3 separate regions of the Homo sapiens genome follow, and all the other regions are linked to region 1. A link is a contact called in ENCODE Hi-C or POLR2A ChIA-PET data. All regions are on one chromosome and are shown on one strand. Each heading gives the region's core, a stretch centred on a gene start or an enhancer-like site at or near the end of the contact. The rest is flanking DNA. Distances are from core to core; before and after follow the strand shown. Region 1 holds the start of COX5A (cytochrome c oxidase subunit 5A). Region 2 holds the start of IMP3 (IMP U3 small nucleolar ribonucleoprotein 3). Region 3 has its middle 14 kb from the start of MIR6881.

Evidence for each region. Hi-C counts contacts between places; a loop is a spot of excess contacts on that map. ChIA-PET counts read pairs that join two places held with the same protein, here RNA polymerase II (POLR2A). Pooled maps may share reads with other maps.
Region 2: a map of GM12878 shows a loop between it and region 1 (5-fold over the local background). The contact joins the promoter of IMP3 here to the promoter of COX5A in region 1. A Hi-C loop is called at or near these places in 1 of 168 maps with a recorded cell type or tissue (GM12878) and 12 of 50 pooled maps. POLR2A ChIA-PET finds 5 or more read pairs at or near these places in 2 of 52 experiments (GM12878 and activated CD4-positive, alpha-beta T cell).
Region 3: a pooled map shows a loop between it and region 1 (4-fold over the local background). The contact joins the enhancer-like site here to the promoter of COX5A in region 1. A Hi-C loop is called at or near these places in 1 of 168 maps with a recorded cell type or tissue (CD4-positive, alpha-beta T cell), 2 of 37 single-sample maps with no recorded cell type and 6 of 50 pooled maps. POLR2A ChIA-PET finds 5 or more read pairs at or near these places in 3 of 52 experiments (BJ, GM12878 and activated CD4-positive, alpha-beta T cell).

What each region holds. Positions count from the first base shown.
Region 1 is chr15:74,935,094-74,940,205 of GRCh38, reverse strand. COX5A (cytochrome c oxidase subunit 5A) reads left to right here and starts at 2,133. Exons shown (of 5, transcript NM_004255.4): 1 at 2,133-2,291. The coding sequence starts at 2,192. RefSeq lists a silencer at 1,880-2,439.
Region 2 is chr15:75,638,197-75,643,308 of GRCh38, reverse strand. IMP3 (IMP U3 small nucleolar ribonucleoprotein 3) reads left to right here and starts at 3,085. Exons shown (of 1, transcript NM_018285.4): 1 at 3,085-4,216. The coding sequence starts at 3,141. The coding sequence ends at 3,695. RefSeq lists a silencer at 2,931-3,090 and an enhancer at 3,381-3,440.
Region 3 is chr15:74,395,248-74,400,359 of GRCh38, reverse strand. No RefSeq gene overlaps it. Among named protein-coding and RNA genes, the nearest start is that of MIR6881, 14 kb to the left of the region's middle. RefSeq lists enhancers at 2,560-2,609, 2,630-3,049, 2,639-3,272, 3,290-3,489, 2,659-3,858 and 5 more. Within about 2 kb of position 2,864, at least 9 of the 41 ENCODE cell types and tissues checked have a DNase peak (open chromatin) inside an H3K27ac peak, as active enhancers do; they include GM12878, where a contact is called at or near this core.

The DNA of each region.
Region 1 (5,112 bases), core at 884-3,383:
GAGCCACCATACCTGGCCATGTTTCCTTTTCTCCTTTTTTTTAAAAAATTTTATTTTTGAGACGGAGTCTAGCTCTGTCACCCAGGCTGGAGTGCAGTGGTGTGATCTCGCCTCACCGCAACCTCCACCTCCTGGGTTCAAGTGATTTCTGGCTAATGTTAGTAATTTTAATAGAGATGGGGTTTCACCATGTTGGCCAGGCTGGTCTCAAACTCCTGACCTCAAGTGATCTCCTGGCCTTGGCGGCTCAAAGTGCTAGGATTACAGGCGTGAACCACCGTGCTCGGCCTTAATTTCTTTATGGCCAGCTGTTACATAGAAAGGCAAAGAGAAAGGTTAGAGCAATATTTTTAGGCTTTATGGCTGGCTTTGGGACAAAGGGGTTCTACTTTCTAGACCCCCTCTTGGGGAGGAGGGATTCTAGTTTCTGTGGCATGCCTGGAGGGAGAGTAAGGGGCAAGAGACAAGAGGGCAGAAGGTCAGAGAGAAACTGCTTCATAGGCCTTCACTTTGTGGTATTGTTTTCTAAGCCCCAGCACTAGGTTGGTGGGAAACGGTGAGGGCAGGTGCTTTGAAAACATTTTAAAAATCCTTTTCCCCGCCAGGTTCCTACCCACTGAAGCCACACTGCTAGGGAGGAAAAAGAGAAGGGCAGATGCTGAGGCCCTGGAGAGTCGGCCTGAAGTGAGGAAGTGGCACATGAATGGCCACCTTTTCTTTCCTCAGTGTGCCCAGGGATAGAGAATGGGAGACAGCAAGACAGAATACAATGTCTCATTAACTCTGGGCAGCATCCAGATACTTCAGGCCTGGGAGAGGTGTCCTTGACTGCCCAGGGGCTCAAAGTTAGGATGTAGCTAGTGAGATAAGATGCAACAACTGTGGAACTTGATCAACCCTATTTCAGAGCCATCGTGGATTCAGGAGCCCTCCTGTAGGAGATGGGAAACATTCAGGTGAGAGTCCTCAGAACTGGGGATGTGGCGAAAAGATCCTTGACTGCCAGCAGCAACCTAATTTCTGAGCCTCTTTCCTAATCTGTGAAATGAAGTAGTTTAACTCATTTTTTATGCAAGCTGGTTTGTGATATAAGAATATGTACTAATAAAATCCCTTACGCATAGGCCTTTTTTTTTTTTGAGATGGAGTTTTGATCTTGTTGCCCAGGCTGGAGTGCAATGGTGCGATCTCAACTCACTGCAACCTCTGCCTCCTGGGTTCCAGCAATTCTCCTGCCTCAGCCTCCCAAATAGCTGGGATTACAGGCATGCGCCACCACACCTGGCTAATTTTGCATTTTTAGTAGAGACAGGGGTTTCTCCATGTTGGTCAGGCTGGTCTCGAACTCCCGACCTCAGGTGATCCGCCCGCCTTGGGCTCCCAAAGTGCTAGGATTACAGGCGTGAGCAACCGCGTCCAGCGGCATTCTTTCCCCCATTCGCTGTTTTATTTTATGCCACAATGAGAAGGCGGGGCTAAGCAAAGTAGGTTTTTGTTTTGTTTGGTTTTTTTGAGACGGAGTTTCGCTCTTGTTGCCCAGGCTGGAGTGCAATGGCACCATCTCGGCTCACCGCAACCTCCTCCTCCTGGGTTCAAGCGATTCTCCTGCCTCAGCCTCCCGAGTAGCTGGGATTGCGGGCATGCGTTGCGCCACCACGCCTGGCTAATTTTGTATTTTTAGTAGAGACGGGGGTTCCTCCATGTTGCCCAGGCTGGTCTTGAACTCCCGACCGCAGGTGATCCGCCCGCCTCGGCCTCCCAAAAGTGCTGGGATTACAGGCATGAGCCACAGCGCCCGGGCGCAAAGTACGTATTTTTTATTATAGTTTGTTGTTATTGCTGTCATTCCTATTTTGAGGTGATTAAGTGCCCTCCTGGGCCTGACTCGAACAAGATCACGGTCGGTTGCTCCTCCCTCGCCTCCATTCCTACTTACAGGATGGCAGCTGCACGTCACCTGACCAGAGACAAGGCGGGACGCGAGGCTAACAGTTTGTCCTCAGCGCGCCGCCGTAGCCCCCGCCGCCGCCGGCCGCGCGGTGGCTCCTCCCGCCCACGCGCCAGAGTCGCAGTGGGCGGGCCTACGTGCTCCGCCCGCTGTGAGCCTGTCCGGCCCCCGCCCGCTCCGGAGCAACCCGCGAGCTTACACCGGCTTCTCTCTGTCCTCAGCCCGCGCGCCGCCATCGCCGTCATGCTGGGCGCCGCTCTCCGCCGCTGCGCTGTGGCCGCAACCACCCGGGCCGACCCTCGAGGCCTCCTGCACTCCGCCCGGACCCCCGGCCCCGCCGTGGGTAAGGCCCCTGCTTGCCACTGCCCGCGCCCTCGTGTCCTTGCGGTGACCTGGGTCCCCGCTGCCACTCCGGGGCGGGCTCTCCCCGGCCTAGCCCTTGCCCTACCCTGGTTACTGAACCCGGTGACCGCGGGCCGCCCTGCCCGCCGCCTCGAGTAGTGGAGGACCTGAAAGCGCGCCCCCGGGGCCTCCCCCCGCGCAACTTCCTGGCTGTGCCACCGCGGACAGGTCAGATGTGGACCTGCTGTGGGCGCCGAGGAGGGGACGCAGCGCTCCCCTTCGGTTCCCGGGCCATGACCCTGCCCCAGCGCCGACCCTGCGGCCACCTGACCGAGAGTGGCCGCCGCCGGCCTGCAGCGCCTCGGCGAAGGTGACATTGAGCCTCCGGGCACGCCGCTTGGGGTCCGAGGACACAATATACTTCCGTATGGGACACACGATTATACTTTTCAATCAGGCATTTCTCGGTTAGCGATTAGTGTGTCACCTTCACAGCCTTTTCCATCATTTTTAGGGTCTGCTGTGCCACGTTCTAATTCTTCCACGTTTAAAATAGATGGAAGTGTGTGGTTGTTTCCTGATCTCCGGAAGATAGCCAGAGTTTTGATAGGGCTTATGATAAAAATATCACTCTTTTGAAAACTGAATGTCACAGACACAGGAATACTGGGTTTTACAAGCATAGGAACGCTTCGTGTTTTTTCCCCTTTGTAATAGAAGCCTGATTGCTGGAGTATGAGACGTGCTTCTGATTTTTGTCTATTTTCCTTCCCTTTATATGTGTGCTGGGAGGTTTTGAGTCCACCACCATAGAATAATTACAGTAATTGCACTTCGATCTTGGTCCGTGAAATTTAGCTTCTATGCATGCATATTATATTTTATTTTTGAACCTGCATCACTGGCAACTATGCATGCGTATTTAAACATAAGAACTCAGAAACTCGTTTCAGGGTATGCTGAAGTTAAAAATTAAAAAAAGAACTCAGCCGGGCGCGGTGGCTCATGCCTGTAATCCCAGCACTTTGGTAGGCCGAGGCGGGCGGATCACCTGAGGTCAGGAGTTCAAGACCAGCCTGGCCAACATGGTGAAACCCTGTCTGTACTAAAAATACAAAAAATTTAGCTGGGTGTGGTGGTGGGCGCCTGTAATCCCAGCTACTCGGGAGGCTGAAGCACAAGAATCGCTTGAACCTGAGAGGCGGAGGTTGCAGTGAGCCGAAATCGCGCCATTGCACTCCAGCCTGGCCGACAGAGCGAGACTCCGTCTCAAAAAAAAAAAAAAAAAAAAAAGAATATGTTTTGCTTCATTCATTTTAGACTTTTATCATTTGTCGTAGAACCATAAGGCTGGAGGGTACTTTATTTTTGTTTATTTATTTATTTTTAAATTAGAGACGGAGTGTCCCTATGTTGCCCAGGCTGGGCTTGAACTCCTGGGCTCAGGTGATCCTCCCACCTCAGCCTCCCAAAGTTTGGGATTATAGGCATGAGCCACTGCAGCCAACCTAGAGTGTACTTTAGAGATCGTGGAAGCCATTTTATTTTATAGAAAAGGAAACCAAAGTCCATCTTGGGAAACTGACTCCTTGTTTTTTTTTGTTTGTTTGTTTGTTTTTGTTTTGTTTTGTTTTGTTTTGTTTTTTCTTGAGACAGAGTTTCGTTCTTGTTGCCCAGGCTGGAGTGCAATAGCACGGTCTTGGCTCAAGCGATTCTCCTGCCTCAGCCTCCGGAGTAGCTGGGGTTACAGGCACCTGCCACCATGCCCGGCTACTTTTTGTGTTTTTAGTAGAGATGGGGTTTCACCATGTTGGCCATGCTGGTTTCGAGCTCGTGAGGTCAGGTGATCCGTCTGCCTCAGCCTCCCAAAGTGCTGGGATTACAGGCGTGAGACACCACACCTGGCCGAAACTGACTCCTTTTTAATGGTGGAACCATTTTTGTTTCTTATAGTTATGTTTGGGCCATCCTGATGTTTGTTTAGATTTTGTGTTTTGCTAAAGTAACAGTACAATTTACATTTTTCAGCCGGACACGGTGGCTCACGCCTGTAATCCCAGCACTTTGGGAGGTTGTGGCGGGTAGATTACCTGAGATCAGAAGTTCCAGACCAGCCTGAACATGGCGAAACCCAGTATCTACTAAAAATACAAAAATTAGCCGGGTGTGGTGGCACGCACACGTGGTCCCAGCTTCTTGGGAGGCTGAGGCATTAGAATTGCTTGAACCCGGGAGGCAGAGGTTTGCAGTGAGCCGAAATCATGCCATCTCAAAAAAAAAATTTTTTATTTATTTATTTATTTATTTTTTTTTTTTGGTGATAGTCTCACTGTGTTGCCTAGGCTGGAGTGCAGTGGCACCATCACAGCTCACTGCAGCCTTGACCTCCTGGGACTCAACTGATCCTCCTGCCTCCACCTTCCAAGTAGCTGGGACCACAAGGGTGCGCCACCAGTTTTATTTTCCGTAGAAACAGGCTGGTCTGGGGACTCCTGGGCTCAGGAGTGCCTCCCTCCTCCCACCTTCCAAAGTGCTGGGATTACAGGTGTGAGCCACCATGCCCAGCCAAATTTTTCTTTTTCTTCTTCTGTTGTTGTGGTTTTGTTTTGTTTTTGTTTTTGTTTTTGAGACAGGGTCTCGCTCTGTCATGCAGGCTGCAGTGCAGTTGGCACAGCTCACTGCAGCCTTAACCTCCTGGGCTCAAGCCATCCTTCCACCTCAGCCTCCCAAAGTGCTGGGATTACAAGCGAGAGCCACTGCACCCAGCCTCAGTAACTCGTTAATGTGCCCTCATTCCTACAGTTACCACCACCAAAGTGTTC
Region 2 (5,112 bases), core at 1,836-4,335, 700 kb before region 1:
TTAGAGTAACCACAGTAGAGTTGTCCTCTTGTCTTTTGTATCCATAGGCACTCCTTTGATGATCTCATCCAGCCGAATGACTTCAAATACCACTCATTCTAGTAATGCCCAATTTTTTAAATCTCCAGCCCTTTTTAAAAAAACTCTTAACTCATATATCTATTTCTCCTTGACATCTCCCCTCAGAAGTCTAATGGATGCCTCCAACCAAAAATGTCCAAAATTGAATTTCTGAGCCGGGCATGGTGGCTTATGCTTGTAATCCCAGCACTTTGGGAGCCTGAGGTAGCAGGATCGCTTGAGCCCAGGAGTTCAACACCAGCCATGACAACATAGTGAGACCCCATCTCTACAAAAAATTTAAAAATTAGTAGCCAGGTGCAGTGGCTCACGTCTATAATCCCAGCACTTTGGGAGGCCGAGGGTGGGCGGATCACCTGAGGTCAGAAGTTCGAGACCAGCCTAGCCAACATGGCAAAACCCCGTCTCTACTAAAAATACAAAAATTAGCTGGGTGTGGTGGCAGGCGCCTGTAATCCCAGCTACTTGAGAGGCTGAGGCAGGGATAATTGCTTGAACCTGAGAGGCGGAGGTTGCAGTGAGCTGACATCGTGCCATTGCACTCCAGCCTGGGCAAGACTCTGTCTCAAATAATAATAATAATAAAATAAAAAATAAAAATTAGCTGGGCATGGTGGCATGTGCCTGTAGTCCTAGCTACTCAAGAGGATTGCTTGAGGCTGGAAGGTTGAGGCTGCAGTGAGCCTTGGTCGTACCACTGCACTCCAGCCTGGGCAACAGTGTGAGACCCTATCTCAAAAACAAAAACAAACAAAAAACATAAGTGTCAATCCTTTGCTCAAAACCCCGAAGTATATGCCTCTCAACATAAAAGCCAAAGTCTTTTCAAGGGACTACAAGCTCTTTAACCTCTTCCTCTCCTCCTTGCCCACTCTGCTCCAGCCAAGATAGCTTTCTTACTCTTCTGACATGCCAGGCACATTCCTGCCTTAAGGCATTTCCACTGTTTCCTCTTCCTGAAATGTTCTCCCCCTAGATATCCACACATGGCTTAACCCCTATAAAATATCACCTTCTCAATAAGACCTACTCTGGGGCTGGGTGCAGTGGCTCATGCCTGTAATCCCAGCACTTTGGGAGGCCAAAGTGGGTGGATCACAAGGTCAGGAGATGGAGACCATCCTGGCTAACACGGTGAAACCTCGTCTCTACTAAAAATACAAAAAATTAGCCAGGTGTGGTGGCAGGTGCCTGCAGTCCCAGCTACTCAGGAGGCTGAGGCAGGAGAATAGCTTGAACCCAGGAGGCGGAGGTTGCAGTGAGCCAAGATCACACCACTGCACTCCAGCCTGGGCGAGAGAGCAAGACTCGATCTCCAAAAAAAAAAAAAGAAAAAATCAATTAGATTAAAAAAGCAAACAATCTGTATTAGCTTTCTGTTTGTTTTAGAGACAGGATGTTGTTCTGTTGCCCAAGCTGGAGTGCAGTAGTGTGATCATGGCTCACTGCATCCTTGAACTTCCGGCTTCAAGGGATCCTCCCCCCTCTTACCCCGAAACCCTCACCAGTAGCTGGGACTATAGGTGCTGCCACCATGCCTGGCTAATTTTTTTTTTTTTTTTTTGTCCATAGGGACTGAGTCTTACTATGTTGCCCAGGCTGGTCTTGAACTCCTGGCTTCCAGTGATCCTCCCACCTTGGCCTCCCAGTGTTGGGATTACAGGCATGAGCCACCATGCCTAGCCTGGTGATGTTTTCTTAAACTGGCTAAGTTTATGAGTATTTATTATACTTTATAATTTACATATTATATTATTTTCCAGATATCGAATATTTTATATATATATATATATCTTTTTGAGACAGGGTCTGGCTCTGTTGTGCAAGCTGGGGTGCGGTGGCACCATTGTAGCTCAATGCAGCCTACAAGTCCTGGGCTCAAATGATCCTTCCCCCTCAGCCTCCCAGGTAGTCAGGACTACAGGTGCGCACCACCATGCTTGGCTAATTCTTTAAGATTTTTTACAGAGGTGGGATCTCGCTTCTTTTTTCTTTTTTTTTTTGCCTAGGTTGGTCTTGAACTCCTGGCCTCAAATGATCCTCCCACCTCAGCCTCCCAAAGTGCTGGGATTACAGGCATGTGCCACCGCGCCCAACCCTCAAATATTGTATTGTAAAAGACAATGAAAAGCATACAAAACAAAAATGATCAGTGAGAAGCTAGGTGGCGTCAAATGCCCGGGCAAAAAGGGGTTAGGTCTGCAGCGCTATACTCAGATGTAACTTACAGATGCAACTAGCGGAAACAGCATTAAATTTGTTAACTCAATGCTTGGTGGCCAGAAATTCATGTCAGGATAATTCATTTGAGCACAGACTAAAGGGTTTGGACTTGTAGTTATAGTCCAAGTTTCTCAAACTTGCTGGGTTTTATGAATCATCTGACACTTTAGTTAATAATACAGATTTCCAGGCGACTCCCTTATAGATCCCTTTTCTGTGGGCCTAGGAAGCAGCCAATCAGTATTTCATGGGTTCGGTGCCACCTATCCCAACTTGACAATGAGAGATCGCTCTGCATGCCAGGTGAAGGACCTGACGCTGGCGGGCGGCGGGGACTACCAGGTCAGCCCCAGGAGAGCCGGCTCCGGCAAGCTCCCCCAAGGCATGGCAGGAGCCCAGTGCAAGTTAGCACAGTAAACCCAATCAACAAGCCGCAGTCACCCCTCTTCCCCAGAAATGGCCTCTTCAGCTCTTGCGGGGGAGACTCTGAAAGTCCCCAAAGGACAGAAGTCTAGGAGGAAATGATTGCCGCAGAAAGGGATACAGTCTTGGCTACTAAAAACCGCGCGGAACCGCCTAGGGACCCGCTCCCAACCACCCACCTCCGGTGCTTCTACCCCCTCCCTCGCAAACGCGAAGAAAAGAAGAAACGCGAGATCCCAGTGCAGAGGCGTGGTCCCACCCTGGCCAATGGGAAGTGAGGGCGTGACTTTAAGTCTTTCTTTCATTGGCCCAGGGTCCCAGGCCGTCCAGGTCTTGGGGCGCCGCGGCGGAAATCGCGCGGATGCCAGAACGCGCTCTCAGCTTCGGGTCCTGCGGCTGCGGCTGCCGCCATCATGGTGCGGAAGCTTAAGTTCCACGAGCAGAAGCTGCTGAAGCAGGTGGACTTCCTGAACTGGGAGGTCACCGACCACAACCTGCACGAGCTGCGCGTGCTGCGGCGTTACCGGCTGCAGCGGCGGGAGGACTACACGCGCTACAACCAGCTGAGCCGTGCCGTGCGTGAGCTGGCGCGGCGCCTGCGCGACCTGCCCGAACGCGACCAGTTCCGCGTGCGCGCTTCGGCCGCGCTGCTGGACAAGCTGTATGCTCTCGGCTTGGTGCCCACGCGCGGTTCGCTGGAGCTCTGCGACTTCGTCACGGCCTCGTCCTTCTGCCGCCGCCGCCTCCCCACCGTGCTCCTCAAGCTGCGCATGGCGCAGCACCTTCAGGCTGCCGTGGCCTTTGTGGAGCAAGGGCACGTACGCGTGGGCCCTGACGTGGTTACCGACCCCGCCTTCCTTGTCACGCGCAGCATGGAGGACTTTGTCACTTGGGTGGACTCGTCCAAGATCAAGCGGCACGTGCTAGAGTACAATGAGGAGCGCGATGACTTCGATCTGGAAGCCTAGCGGATCTCCCACTTTGCATGGCTGTCTTTTACAGATGGGAAAACTGAGGCCTGATGCTGGAGATTCTATGAGGGTGCTCTCCTCAAGGGTATCAGACGGTCGTAGGTTCTTAAGAATTTGATTCATCAGTGGCAGGCCATGCATAGAGCCACGGGAGGTGCGTCCTTGTTTTCCAGGGAATGTTCTTAGAACTTGGACTACTGATTATTAATTGACTGTGCCTTGGGAAACAGTGGGAAGTAACTTGGTGCAGCACTGGGGTATTGTTGGCTTCTTGTGTTGGAAACTTTGTAATGTAAAAGGAAAAACTGGAAATCCCCACGCCCTGTTTCCCTTTATCGTCTTGTGGTTGGACTGGTTCAATTCGTTTAACTCGAATTCTTGCTCCTGGCCGTGGTTAAGCTGTGTACAGATGATGGAGAGTTTGGCCTCAAGTTTTTATAAACTGAGCGAGACTAGTGTTCAGGATCTCCTCCCTTGTTTAAATGTCAATAAATGCCCCAACTGCTTTGTAAGTGCAACTTTTTAATCTGTCTGGTTTTCTTTTTTTCTCTAGAGACGGAGTCTTGCTCTGTCACCCAGGCTGGAGTGCAGTGGCGCGATCTCGGCTCACTGCAACCTCCGCCTCCCGGGTTCAAGCAATTTTCCTGCCTCAGCCTCCCGAGTAGCTAGGAGTATAGGCGCCCGCCACCGCGCCCGGCTAATTTTTGTGGTTTTAGTAGAGTCAGGGTTTCACCATGTTGGCCAGGCTGGTCTGGAACTCCTGAACTCGTGATCCGCCCGCCTCGGCCTCCCAAAGTGCTGGGATTACAGGCATGAGCAAACTGCGCCCAGCCTCTGGTTTTCTTACATAGAGTCATATTTATACGTCCCAGGAGCCCAGAGAAGAATAGAGTCAGCAGCGAGTGACCTGCCTGTGGATTAGATGTGCAACAGGGCCACATGTGGAGGATGCAGGATGTTGTACAGGATTGGGCAAATTTGTCACTTTACCAGTCCCTTCCTTGGAATGAGTGTTTTGGCAGAGCTCTTCCTCACATAACTTCCTGTTGATATTCCAGCCCCAGGAAATACCGTATTAGAGGGCTGGGATGTTTGCTTGCCTAAGGAAATAATCACTCTGTAGCTTGGCCATCTAGCGGTTAGAAGTGGCCCAGGAGGTTCCTGGAAATTTAGATGATAGCAGTGATAGAGAATAAGAAGGGAGACTACCAAGTTTTACTCAAGATTTCTTTATTCTTTTTTCTTTTTGTTTTTTTTTTCACACAAGGCCCAAGCTGGAGTGCAGTGGAGCTGTCACAGCTCACTGCAGCCTCGATCTCCTGGGCTCAAGCAGTCCTCCCACCTCAGCCTCCCCAGTAGCTGGGATTATAGGCATGTACCACCACCCCTGGCTAGTTTTTAATTTTTGTAGACA
Region 3 (5,112 bases), core at 1,615-4,114, 540 kb after region 1:
ATTAGCACCCGAGTCTTGGACCTCAGAGGAAGATGATGGGATCACTTGTTCCAAGACACCCTGAGGCTCTGAGACAGGGAGGTCACCTGTCAATCTGTCCTACTTGGGACCGAGGTGGGCTGAGAGGCCCTCTGCTTGGGCTGCAGGGCCCCTGCAGGGGTTGAGGATCAGCTTTCTCCTCTCATTGGTTCCTGCCAGAACCATCTTAGGGAGCAGCTGCTGTGGGGGCTGCTCTCCCACAGCAGGGAACCCACATCCTGCCCCATTACAGCAAAGTGAGCATCCGGTGGGGGAAGGACCCCCACGGGGGGCCTGAAGCTGATGAAAGTTGAGTCAGGGTGACTCAGTGGAAGGCCTCTTCCCACTGCTGTCTCCAAGTGGAATACTGTGGTCAGACCAAAGGAAGAACTTCCCAACCTCTGGTCCCACATCTGGAATGCATGCCAAAAAGGGGTCTCTGAGAGAACATGGCAGTTTGGCAGTTCTCAGGCTCTGTCATGCTACATACTGACCTCAGAAAGACCCCGGGAGGCAGACTGCAGATGGGGAAACTGAGGAAAGGGACAGGACCTGTACCAGAGCTGGGACTGTAGCTGGACCTTGAGTCTGCTCATCATGGGGGCACCTGCCCAAGGAGAGGGCAGCACCCCACTGCAATGCCCCCTATGTTTCCCCAGAGCCCCTCTCCTCCCATCTGCTCCTCAGAGGCCTTGTCTCGAGGTAGGAGTGGAGTGAGGGGGTGGGGGTTTCCCTGAGCAAAGAATAGTTCTCCTGTAGGATGCTGTTTTAAGAAACACACAAATAGACAAGCCACCCAGCCAGTCAGACAAGTTTGGCTTTCCAAACCTGTCCCTGGGGTGGCTGTTGTTGCCTTTTTATTTATTTATTTATTTATTTATTTATTTATTATTTATTTATTTATGTATTTATTGAGTAAAGGTTCATATAACACAAATTTTGCCATTTCAAAATGCACATTGCAGTGGTTTTGAGTATATTCATAATGCTCTATGACACCTACCTCTAGCTAACTCTGGAACATTCCATCACCCCCAAGAAACCTCGTGCCTGTTAGCAGTTACTTCCCCTTTCCTTGTCCCCCAACTAATGTACTTTCTGTCTCTATGCATTTGTCTCTTCTGGACATTTTTTAAAAAATTAAATTAAATAATTTATTCAGAGATGAGGTCGCGCTATGTTTTCCAGGCTGGATTCAAACTCCTGGGCTCAAGTAATCCTCCTGCCTGGGCCTCCCAAATAGTTGGGACTACAGGCGTGAGCCACTGCATCCAGCTTCTAGGCATTTCATATAAATGGAATTGTACATGTCACCTTTTGTGTCTGACTTCTTTCACTTAGCATACTGTTTTCAGGGGTTATCATGTGGTAGCCTGAACCAGGACGCCCCATCTTCTCACTGCTGAATGAGAGCTCATTGTGTGGCTAGGCCATGTTGCTTATCTGTGCCTCAGTTGATGGACATGGACATTGTTCCCACTTTTCGGCTGTTATAATAATATCCAGAATAACGCTGTATGAATATTTGTGTACAAGTTTTTGTGTGATCAGATGTTTTCAACTCTTTGGAACATCTATTTACCTGGGAGTGGGACTGCAGAATCCCATGGTAACTCTGTGTTCAACGTTTTGGGCAACTGACAAACTGCTTTCCACAGAGGTGATACCATTTTACATCCCCGCCATCAGAGTGTGAGGGCTCTAATCTTGCCACAGTCTCACCAACACTTGTTATTTTCTCTGCCTTTATTCTTTCAACACACACACACACACACACACACACACACACAGAGAGAGAGAGAGAGAGAGACATTGAGACAGGGTCTTGCTCTGTCACCCAGGCTGGAATACAGTGGTGCAATTTTGGCTCACTGCAATCTCCGTCTCCTGGTCTCAAGCAATCCTCCCACATCAGCCTCCCGCGCAGCTGGGACTGCAGGTGCATGCCACCACACCCAGATAATTTTGTGTATCTTTTGTGGAGATGAGGTTTCACCACATTACCGAGGCTGGTCTCGAACTCCTGAACTCAAGAGATCTGTTGGCCTTGGCCTCCCAAAGTGCTGAGATTTCAGACATGAGTCACTGTGCCTGGCCTTCAACACATATTTTGTTGAGCCCCTGCTTGGTGTCAGGCCTGTGCTGGGGTAGGGGATGCAGGGGTCCAGGCTGCTCTTGCAGAGCCAAAGGGACATAGATGTGACCCAGTGGTGGCTGGTGCTGAGTGGAGGGAAGGAGGAGGTGAAGTGATGGGAGTGACCTGCATGGACAGTCAGGGCAGGCTTCAGGGAGGCAGCGTTTGTGCCCTGGGAAGGTCTTGGCTGTTACTGTCCAATCCCAGCCTCTGTCCCTTCCCAAGTCCCCAGGATGAGTGGTAGTCAAGGTGCTGGGTGCCTCAGTGTTATAATGTGAAAAGTCTCAGCCTGGCCTGAAACTCACCCATTAGAGCCCTCACCTGCAGATTCTATGCCCACAGCCCAGGCCAGATGAGGAAACTGTGGCTCAGAGAAGGGAATGACTTCCCAAAGGTCATCCCAAAAGGTAGTGGCAGAGGGAGACCAGATCCCTGATCTACAGATGCCCAGCCTGGGGTCCTTTTAGCTCTGATGGGGTGAGGCCTGGGGCAGCATGAGGCTGGGAGCAGGGAAGATGGGGGAGGGCAGGAGGCTGAGAGAGCCCAGGTGAGAGAGGGCCAAGCTTGAAAGGTTTTCCCAGGCTGGGGGAGAGGCCCTGGTCAGGATGTGTATGGGTAAGGGGTGAGATACAGAGGTCCCTGGGGCGGGCCCAGACCTGTTTCTCCTTTGCCCAGTTTCAGTTCTGTTTTGCTTGTCCCCTTCTGTTTTGCGTTCAGAGTGGGTTGGGGTGGTGGTGGGGTGACTCTTAGCCCCCATCTTGATCCCCATGGTGGGGGATGAGGAGATGGGCTTAACTCCAGACACCACTTTCAGTCCCCCTTTCTACCCCCACCCAGGGTCCCCCAGTCTAAGGGCGGATGCGGGAGGCCTGGCTGGGTCCGTCCTCACAAGGAGGGGCAAGCTGGGCAGAGCCTGGCTGGCCTCCCCTGCTGCCATACCTTGGAGCCCACAGCCTCCAGTGGGTAGTGACTGGCCCCAAATCTAGACATAGGTAATGTTTGCTTAGTGAGCTCATGTGCTATGGGACTAAGTTGAAATGCTCTGCCCCTTACTCATACACCCTTATTGACTCACAGGTCCCCAAGGTGAGTCACGCCCACATCAGGTATTGTGGGTGTATGAGACATACACCCACTGCAAACTGGGATGCAGTTTCCAGTCCCCCTGCCAGCATGCTTAGGGCACCAGGAAGGGCAGTGGGTGCTGATGGGCCCCAGATTTACCAAAGATGACTCCAGTTGGAGGCCTTGGACTGCTGTGGGCTTGTCAGGGGCCTTTGTGGCCCTGGGAGGAGGTGTCTGGGGCTGCTCCAATGTCTTTGGGGTCTCTCAGGTTGGGGTGGATCCTTTGGGAGTGCTGGGCACTGGCAGAGACTCAGGCCGCAGGGAGGGGACTTGCTTTCCCTCTGGCTCCCTCAGGAGGCCTCAGCTGCAGTGCTGGGTGCTGGCTGTCCTCAAACCCATGTCCTCCAGCCCCCTGACGTCTTCTCATTTCCTCATCTCAGGTTTCAGCCCACTCAGGCTGACGTTGCCTTCTGATCTCGTTTTTCAGCAGCCCCCAGGTCTCCGTGGCTGCTGTGCAGAAACGCGAGTGGTTGGGGGAAGTCCACATGATGCTGGCCTTGAAGAGCCTCCTGCCAGCCAGGCCTCAGGAGGGCTCACTTCCCCATTGCAGAACTCCTGCGGAGACCCAGGGGCAATTTCTGGTCTTTAGCACAGGGCCTCTGAGGGGCTGGCTTTTCCTAGGGGCTGCCCTGGTGCTGTGGCACCGTGGGGTGGGGGATTTCGGCAACGCCAGGGGCTCGACATGGCTGAAACTTCTTTGGACAGCTCAGCTACCCCAGGTAGAAGCCTCTGTCCCTCCCGGAGCCAGGCCTGTCCCAGCTTCGAAGTCAGATGTTGGGACATGCTGTATGCCTTTGGGACGAGTAGCCCCGTGGGCTCAGAGCTCTGACAGTGAACCCAGATGGGGTTGCTGTGAGGCACTGGGCGGGTCTAAACAAACAAGGTGCTGTGTGAGTGCATAGGTGCGAACAGGCTGCTCCAAGGGACTCTTGAATTGTCTTTGCGGACAAGTGGGAGTTAGCTGGAAAAGAAGGAGCTGCGTGGTCAGAGGCGTGGAGGCAGGCAGTGGAATAACCCATGTGGAGAACTGCAAGCATTTCCACATGACTGACTGGAGTGTGAGGGGGTGTAGGAGACCGGAGGGCAGGCGGTGGGCAGGGGGCTGGAGAAGGACCCTGAGGGCTCAGCCAAGGAGCAGGACTTTTCCTGAAGCAGCAGAGGCAGAGAGCCAGGCCCCTCCTGAGCCCTCTCACTTCTGTGCAGGGACACCTCCCAGTGAAGTAGGCCTGGGCCTCAGAGGCACCCCGACCCTGGCTGCTGACTCAGCTCTGCCTCTGTGAGGGCCAGTGGGGGGCTGCCCACATGAGCCACGGAGCCATGGCATGGCCTGGGGCTGGCTCTCCTGGGCTGCCCTCCACCCAAGGTCTTGAGGTTCTGCCATTCCCTCTTCAAGGGGTCTGACCATGCAGCCCTAGGTGGGGACGGACCCTGTAGCCTGCTCACTGGTGCCTGGGGTGCCACTGCCAGTCCTGCTCTGGCGCTGATGGGGAGGCAGAGGCAGCCGCCAGAGAGAAGATCCCAGGTGGGGAGAATGTGGGCAAGAGGCCATGCTCCCTCCTGCAGCCTTCATGAAGGCTCAGAGTGTTCTGGAAGTGTTTGGGGGCTGGCCTCATCTCCTCGGCTAGCTCCAACGCCTCCCGGCTCGGCCCCCACATATCACGCTCAAGTGGACCGATCCTGACTGAGGCAGAAAGTAGAACTGGCCCCTCACCATGCGCTCCAGCCCTACTGCTGAAGGAGGCAGGATGGCACAGAGGTGAGGGCGTGAATTCTGCATCACTCAGACTTGGGGCTAGATCCTGGGTCTGGTGGGGAGCACACTGGGCTGGCAAGGC